Regions from separate parts of the Homo sapiens genome. Here region 1 is linked to region 2. The links are chromatin contacts, found by Hi-C or POLR2A ChIA-PET in ENCODE. All regions are on one chromosome and are shown on one strand. The core of a region is the stretch at or near the end of the contact, and the rest is flanking DNA. Distances in the headings are between cores, read along the strand shown. Region 1 holds the start of OR7A17 (olfactory receptor family 7 subfamily A member 17). Region 2 holds the start of ASF1B (anti-silencing function 1B histone chaperone).

Region 1 (4,236 bases), core at 897-3,396, 750 kb after region 2:
TTGCAATCCAATTTAGTTGCAAAAGACCAGATTGTTGAATAAAAGCAGAAATAAATAGCTATCTACCTGGGAGAAAATGAAGTGTGTCTCCCGACTCACATTTTACAAAGAATTAGCAGATTTAAAGACCTCAGTGTAAAAGTCAGCAATATATGTTAGACGAATACATAGATAACTACATATAAGATCTTAGTGTAGACAAAGTATTTTAACTAACGCAAGAAAAAAAACTAAGAAAGTAGACATATTTTTAGGTAAATAAAAGTTAAAACTTTTTATGACCAAAAATGTTTCCTTAAATATTTCATTAACAGTCAATGAGGAGGGCAATATAATTGGATCACAGCTGTAATCCCAGTGCTTTGGGAGGCTGAGTAGGGAGGTCACCTGAAGCCAGGATTTTGAGAACAGCCGGGGCATCATAGTGAGAACCAGGCTCTAAAAAGTAAACCAAAAAAGTTAACGATCCCAAAGAAATACAAACTCCCATCAGAGAATACTATAAACACCTCTATGCAAATAAGCTAGAAAATCTAGAAGAAATGGATAAATTCCTGGACACATACACCCTCTCAAGACTAAACCAGGAAGAAGTCAAATCCCTAAATAGACCAATAACAAGTTCTGAAATTGAGGCAGTAATTAATAGCCTACCAACCAAAAAGAGGCCCAGGACCAGTCAGTTTCACAGCTGAATTCTGCCGGAGGTACAGAGAGGACCTGGTATCACTCCTTCTGAAACGATTTCAAACAATGGAAAAAGAGGGACTCCTCCCCAGCTCAATTTATGAGGCCAGCATCATCCTGATACCAAAACCTGGCAGAGACACAACAAAAAAAGAGAAAATTTCAGGCCAATATCCCTGATGAACATCAATGTGAAAATCCTCAGTAAAATACTGGCAAACTGAATCCAGCAGCACATCAAAAAGCTTATCCAGCATCATCAAGTCGGCTTCATCCCTGGGATGCCAGGCTGGTTCAACATATGCAAATCAATAAATGTAATCCATCACATAAATAGAACCAATGACAAAAACTACATGATTATCTCAATAGATGCAGAAAAGTCCTCCGATAAAATTCAACTCCCCTTCATGCTAAAAACTCTCAGTAAACTAGGTATTGATGGAACATAACTCAAAATAATCAGAGCTATTTATGACATACCCACAGCCAATATCATACTGAATAGGCAAAAGCTGGAAGCATTCCCTTTGAAAACTGGCACAAGACAAGTGTGCCCTCTCTCACCACTCCTATTCAACATAGTGTTGGAAGTTCTGGCCAGGGCAATCAGGCAAGAGAAGGAAGTAAAGGGTATTCAAATACAAAGAGAGGAAGTCAAATTGTCTCTGTTTGCAGATGACATGATTGTATATTTAGGAAACCCCATCGTCTCAGCCCAAAATCTCCTTAAGCTGATAAGCAACTTCAGCAAAATCTCAGGATACAAAATCAATGTGCAAAAATCACAAGCATTCCTATACAGCAATAATAGACAGAGAGCCAAATCATGAGTGAACTCCCATTCACAATTGCTACAAAGAGAATAAAATACCTAGGAATATAACCTACAAGGGATGTGAAGGACTTCTTCAAGGAGAACTACAAACCACAGCTCAAGGAAATAAGAGAGGACACAAACAAATGGAAAAACATTCCATGCTCATGGAAAGGAAGAATCAATATCTTGAAAATGGCCATACTGCCCAAAGTAATTTATAGATTCAATGCTATCCCCATCAAGCTAACATTGACTTTCTTTACAGAGTTACAAAAACTACTTTAAATTTCATATAGAACCAAAAAATAGCCCGTATAGCCAAGACATTTCTAAGCAAAAGGAACAAAGCTGGAGGAAATGATTGGCTCTCAGGTGACCTCAGGTTAATATTCACGGCTCTTGTTCTTCCTGACCTTTCCTACAGTACCCACTGGGCTCTGGGACTTACCCTACTGAGTTTTCTGAAAGGAAGGTCTCCATGGAGAAGTGTAAATTCCTCTCTAGCAGGTTGATGGTGGAGATGGAATCTCTGTCTCAAGACAAGGCATCAGGAAAAGTTGAAGCATCATCTATACTTGAGCCAGACTAAGGACTCCAAATGAAACCACCATGTCATTTCCAGCCCAAGGTTGCATATGCTGAGGGACTGCAGCAGAGGAGATATTTATGGCTTCGTATATCTGCTGATTAGATACCTTTCCTCCTGTTATTCCAACTCTGAACACATCAGTTTCCTGGGGGACGTTGCCCTGCACTGAAACAAATGTCATTGTTGTTTTTTTTTTCTGTATCGTCTATTCCCAAGACACTATGTTAAAAGTGAGGTGTATCCAGGCTTTATTACTCCTTCCCCGTGGACTTCCTTGGCTTCCAGAGTCCCATTCTCCTAGCACCTTCTCCCAGCCTTCAGTGAAAATTTCCTCCAAAGTCTAAACTGAGGAACCTGTCTTGACTAGGTCCCTTGAGTCTCCAAAGCACTGGCTTGTGATGGAAACTCAGCTCTTGACATATCCAGAAAATGGCAATTTACCTTTGCAAGGAGATGAACTGTGTTCTGTTCATATAAAACCATGGGTACTACATTTCTTGGCTTCATGTTGCTTTTGCCAAAACATTAGAATTTCATATATATATTTTTTTGAGATGGAGTCTTGTTGTATCACCTGAGCTGGAGTGCAAAAACATTAGCCGGGTGTGGTGGCAGTTGCCTGTAATCCCAGCTATGCAGGAGGCTGAGGCAGGAGAATTGCTTGAACCCGGGAGGTGGAGGTTGCAGTGAGCCAATATGGCGCCATTTCTCTCCAGCCTGGGTAATAAGAACAAAACTCCATCTCACTAAAAAAAAAAAAAAAAGTGTTAGAACAGGCAAGCAGGATCAACTGATTAAGTTCACAGAAAAAAATGGGGGGATTTCCAAGTTTGTGCAGAAGGACAGCTGCAACACATTCTGCTTTGCAGTGAGGAATTCAGGGCACTCATGCTCCAGGACACCAGAACCCACAGTCCAAAGATCCCAGGATTCATGATGACCCTGTAGTGCAGGGGGTGACAGATGGCCACAAAGTGGTCATAGGCCATCACAGTCTGCAGAAATACATTCATCCCTGCAAAGAGTAGGAAAAGTTTGTGATTCTGGAAAAGTTTCTTGGGAAAGGACATGCCTTGCTTCTCGGAGACAGAAATTTGTGATCATGAAGGGACACCTGCTTCCAGGGGTCCACACGGGGAGGAGATTGCATGAGTGTCCTTCCACGTCTGCTTTATTATACTCAGGGACATCTTCTCTGTCCTCCTCTGCCTGGCTCCAAAAATTCACATTAAAAATGTTTAGACTCCTTTTATTTTATTTTATGTTCTGGGGTACATATGCAGGATGTGCAGGTTTGCTACATAGGTAAACGTGTGCCATGGTGGTTTGCTGCACCTATCAATCCATCACCTAGGTATTAAGCCCCACAGGCATTAGCTAGTTTTCCTAAGGTTCTCCCTCCCCCCCACCCCACCCCCCAACAGGGCTCAGTGTGTGTTGTTCCCCTCCTTATGTCTATATGTTCTCATTGATCAGGTCCCACTTATAAGTGAGTGCATGTGGTATTTGATTTTCTGTTTCTGCGTTAGTTTGCTGAGGGTAATGGCTTCCAGCTTCATCCACGTTCCTGCAAAAGACATGAACTTGTTCCTTTTTATGGCTGCATAGTATTTCATGGGGTATATGTACCACATTTTCTTTATCCAGTCTATCACTGGTGGGCATTTGGGTTGATTCTATGTCTTTGACATGAACAGACACTTCTCAAAAGAAGACATTCCTGTGGCCAACAAACATATGAAAAAAAGCTCAATATCATTGATCATTATAGAAATGCAAATCAAAACCACAATGAGATACCATCTCATGCCAGTCAGAATGGCAATGATTAAAAAGTCAAGAAACAGATGCTGGCAAGGTTGCAGAGAAATAAGAATGTTTTTACACTGTTAGTGGGAATGCAAATTAGTTCAACCAGTGTGGAAGACAGTGTAGTGATTCCTCAAAGATCTAGAACCAGAAATACCATTTGATCCAGCAATGCCACTACTGGGTAAATATCCAAAGGAATAGAAATCATTCTATTACCAAGATACATGCATGAGTATGTTCATTTTTAGACTCTTATAACCTGCTCTGCTATCTTTTAATCTTGGGAATATCTGTAATTCTGATAATTCTTGTTGCGTCAATTTATTTC
Region 2 (4,254 bases), core at 1,750-4,249:
TCTGGGAGGTGGAGGTTGCAGTGAGCCAAGATCGCGCCATTGCACTCCAGCCTGGGGGACAAGAGCAAGACTTCATCTCCAAAAAAACAAAAAAAGGACCAGCAGGTTGAATTTAGCCCTTCCGGCTCTAATTCTATAAATAAGTTAGTAAAGTCACAGGGCAGGGGCTTCCTAGGAGTAGAAGTACCAGATAATGACCGCACAACCATTTTTTTTTTTTTTTTTTTTTTTTGAGACGGAGTCTCGCTCTGTCGCCCAGGCTGGAGTGCAGTGGCGCGATCTCGGCTCACTGCAAGCTCCGCCTCCCGGGTTCACGCCATTCTCCTGCCTCAGCCTCCCGCGTAGCTGGGACTACAGGCGCCCGCCACCACGCCCGGCTAATTTTTTGTGTTTTTTAGTAGAGACGGGGTTTCACCGTGTTAGCCAGGATGGTCTCGATCTCCTGACCTCGTGATCCGCCCGCCTCGGCCTCCCAAAGTGCTGGGATTACAGGCGTGAGCCACCGCGCTCGGCCACAACCATTTTTAAATGCAAGGAACACAAACAGGCTGATTGAAACCTGATCTCCTGCCGTCGGGGAGCTGGGAATCCCTCAACCTATTACTTCCTTCCATCTCCTCCTGGCTTTTAAATTAAATCTTATTCCACAGCGTCATTCTACACTTTATTTATTTATTTACCCGCTGCCTTGTTCCAGAAAGGATTTAACTCGGCATATTCTATAGTTAGCCACAAGTAGACTCCTTAATTTAAAAAGGAGCGAGAGAGACCGGGGAGAGACAGACCCACTGGCCTACCCAAAGCACATCCACATCTCACTCTATCAGCTCCAAGCTAGTCCAGGCGACCAGCTTTGAGGGCAAAACACCTACCTGCCCCCGAGAGGCACTAGTTAGCATATCCTGGCTTCACAGGCCCCCAGATCACCACCTCCTCGGCTGCTGCCTTTTCTCTTTCAACCACCAAGTAGAAAAATGGCCTAATGGAGTACTTCTTCCTGAAAGCAGGACTTGCCTGTTAGTGGTGCCAAGGCTCCCTAGGTGACCTTAGATTTTGGATTTGTACAGGCCTTGACTTGAAAGGTCTTTTGCGTTTTGTGGCTCCTGTCTTCTCATCTGTGAGATGAGAGCCATGCCCACCTTTAAGTCACACAGATTAATAAGTACATCTACGGAAGCACCTTGGAAAAGATGTACAGGAGGCTGTGACCTCCAAGCTCCAGCCGACTGTTTGAAGCTGGAGCCCGTCACAGCTCAGCCCAATCCACCCACCCCCCAGACTAGGTCAGACCATCAAAAGCAACGGGAGCTTGGCACTGATTATCCAGCTATATTAAAAAAAAAAAAGAAGAAGACGGGGCACGGTGGCTCACGCCTGTAATCCCAGCACTTTGGGAGGCCAAGGCGGGTGGATCACTTGAGGTCAGGAGTTCGAGACCAACCTGGCTAACATGGTGAAACGCTGCCTCCACTAAAAATACTAAAATTAGCTGGGCGTGGTGACAGGCGCCTGTAGTCCCAGCTACTCGGGAGGCTGAGGCAGAAGAATCGCTTGAACTCGGGAGGTGGAGGTTGCAGTGAGCCGAGATCGTGCCATTGCACTCCAGCCTGGGCAACAGAGTGAGACTGTCTCAAAAAAAAAAAAAAAAAAAAGAAGAGGAAGAAGAAGAAAGAAAAAGTGACAGAAAAATTGCTGCAGTAACTCAGCTGGAAACGGGTGGGCAAACCTGGAGAACTAGCTAATGCCTGCCTGGCTATGCCACCCCTCGGATCTCAGTGTGTTTATCCAAGCCCACAGAGAAAGGTGGGGAAGGGGAGCTGGGGAGACAAAGTTCCCCTCAAAGACGGTAGCATCCTTTCCCAGGGAGAGCTCAAGCATAGGGGGGTTGGGCCCCAACGAAGGAGAGAAACCAGGTTCCAGGGTATGTGCATTGGGGCAGAAAAGCGGCAGCAACTGGTGGGCGTGGGGTTATTGAAATATTGGCAGGTTGGGGAGGGGACTGGTGGGACACAAATGGGAAGATGGGGTTGAGAGAGGTCCTGAAAAGGGGTTGAGGGGTTTTCACAGGAAAAAAAGGTTACTGGAGGGGAGGGTCTTCACGGCAAGGAGAGAGGAGCTTGGGTGAGAGGTCTCCATAGGGAAAATAGGAGATGGCTGGGATTTCCCCCGGGGAAAATGGGAAGGGGCTGGATATTGGGGGTCTCCAGAGGGAAAATGGGAGGTGTGAGTATCTCACTACAGGAAAGAGGGAATAAGTGGGCAAAAATGGGTGGGTGGTTGAAGCGGGGGTCTTGCCACAGGGAAACCACGGTGGCTGAAGATCTCCGTGGGTTAAGAAATGGAGGCCGAGAAGGTCTCCCCATGAAAACGGGTACCTAGGAAGAGCTCCAGAGAAAAAAGATGGATGAGGTTCCCCACGCGGGAAATGGGGCTTGGAGGGGGTTAATCTCTATGGGGAGGTCGGGGCGGGCAGTGGGGGAAGAGGCCACTGGGAGGTCCGAGTTAGCTGGCGGGGGGTCTCCACCCGGGAGGTCAAGGCGGGCAGTGGGGGAGGAGGTCACGGGGAGGTCCGTGTTGGCTGGTGGCGGGGGGTCTCCACCGGGAGATCCGGTTGACTGGCGGGCTGGGGGAGATCGGGGTTGGCGGAAGGGGGACGAGGGGTTTCATGGGGGAGATCAAGTTGGCCATGGGAGCGGTTCTCTGAGGGGAGGCCGGGGTCGGCCCGGGGGTGGGGGTCCCCGCACAGGCCCAGCCTCACCGTCCGCCAGGGCTTCACTGCACTCGAAGCTGATCTCGAACCGGAAGGGGCTGTGGAAAGGGCTCGGGTTCTCCAGGACCGCCACGTTCAGCACCGACACCTTGGCCATCGCCTCGCCTCGCCGCGCCGCAGCAGGGGCAGGGGCTGTGGCTGTGGCGGAGGCCGCGCCTGGGTCCGGTGGGGTCAGTGGGGTAGGGCTGACCAGGTCCACTCCCGCCTCTTCTCTCCGAGAACTGAAGTGCGCACCTAGTCCGCGCGCCGCCTTCAAATAGCCGGCCTCCGCCCTCTGGCCAATCACCGCCAACGCTCCCTGGCGGCGCGCGCACCCCCTCAGCCAGTCCTGGAGCGCCGATCGGCGCGCGCCCAGACTCCTCGGACCAATCAGCGGAGCTCCCTCTCCGCAGCGTGTGAGGAGGGCGAAACTATCTCCAAGCTTCTTAGCGTGTCCGCTGGAAACCAATCCCCAGCGTCTCCGACTTGGATGTCAACGGCGGGAATGGACGGAGTCACAGCGCCGGCCTCCTTCTGGCCAATCCTGAGGGTTCCCGCACCGGCGTGGCCCGCCCCTCGCCTCGCTTTTCCGGGAGATGCATCCCGCAGCGCGCAGCGCCGCCACCCGCCGAGCGGTGGCGCGCGGCGCTCGCTAAAGAAGGCGGGAAGGGCGGTGCTCGCACCCGAAGTGATTGGCAGGAGGGAGTGGGGCGGAGATAAAGAGGGTTTTCTGAGAGTTTATTGGCTGGATTGGTAATGGTGGCGGGAGCAGAAGGAGGCTCAGCTGGGGATTCGCTGGAGAGAAGCGGAAGTCGAGCGCCACCGCGGTGTTGGCGAGTGTGAAGAGAGAGGAGGAGCGTTTGCGGCCTCAGCGTCTGTCAACAGGTGAGCGTTTCCTGGAGCTTTTCTGAGTGGCTCCTGACCCTTGAGGTCCAGCGGCGCGGGAGTCCGTTGTGAACGTTGCGAACGTTCGGAGTGGCGGTCACGAGGCGCGCTCAGACCTCGGGAATCCGGCCGGGTTCGGATCCCGCTTTCGCCCCCGAGGGGTTCGGATCCCGCTCTCGCCCCCGAGGGGTTCGGATCCCGCTCTCGCCCCCGAGGGGTTCGGATCCCGCTCTCGCCCCCGAGGGGTTTGGATCCCTCTCTCGCCCCCTTGAGGGCTCTTGGGAGGTTTCAAGCGGACGGTACTGAAAATGGGAGTTCCAGTTCGGGGGCAGACCAGTGTTCAGAGTCCGGGCTCTGCTACTCAGCGCCCGAGGCAGCGCCTCCCCATTCAACGGGGGCCGTGGCAATTCCCTGACATGATTCATGACCACATAATACATCCGGAAACTTCTCTCCACCGCCTCCCGTCTGGGCCGTCGCCCCCGGCCTGGGAGACTCCAGGTCTCAGAGTCTCTGCCCCCACGGGCGATCAGTGCTGCCCAGTGGAAAAATAATGCCAGCCGCGCACCAAAATTAGGTGTAAAATTAACATTTTTTGGAAGCCACTTTTTTTTTTTTGA

What was found. Hi-C counts contacts between places; a loop is a spot of excess contacts on that map. ChIA-PET counts read pairs that join two places held with the same protein, here RNA polymerase II (POLR2A). Pooled maps may share reads with other maps.
Region 1: a map of mammary epithelial cell shows a loop between it and region 2 (14-fold over the local background). The contact joins the promoter of OR7A17 here to the promoter of ASF1B in region 2. A Hi-C loop is called at or near these places in 1 of 168 maps with a recorded cell type or tissue (mammary epithelial cell) and 7 of 50 pooled maps. POLR2A ChIA-PET finds 5 or more read pairs at or near these places in 1 of 52 experiments (HepG2).

What each region holds. Positions count from the first base shown.
Region 1 is chr19:14,883,986-14,888,221 of GRCh38, forward strand. It overlaps OR7A17 (olfactory receptor family 7 subfamily A member 17), which reads right to left and starts at 2,147. Exons shown (of 3, transcript NM_030901.2): 1 at 1,956-2,147. It also overlaps the pseudogene OR7A18P.
Region 2 is chr19:14,133,590-14,137,843 of GRCh38, forward strand. It overlaps ASF1B (anti-silencing function 1B histone chaperone), which reads right to left and starts at 3,000. Exons shown (of 4, transcript NM_018154.3): 1 at 2,759-3,000. The coding sequence starts at 2,867. ADGRL1-AS1 (ADGRL1 antisense RNA 1) reads left to right here and starts at 3,563. Exons shown (of 3, transcript NR_045214.1): 1 at 3,563-3,634. RefSeq lists a silencer at 2,766-2,815 and enhancers at 3,146-3,285, 3,363-3,989, 3,486-3,645.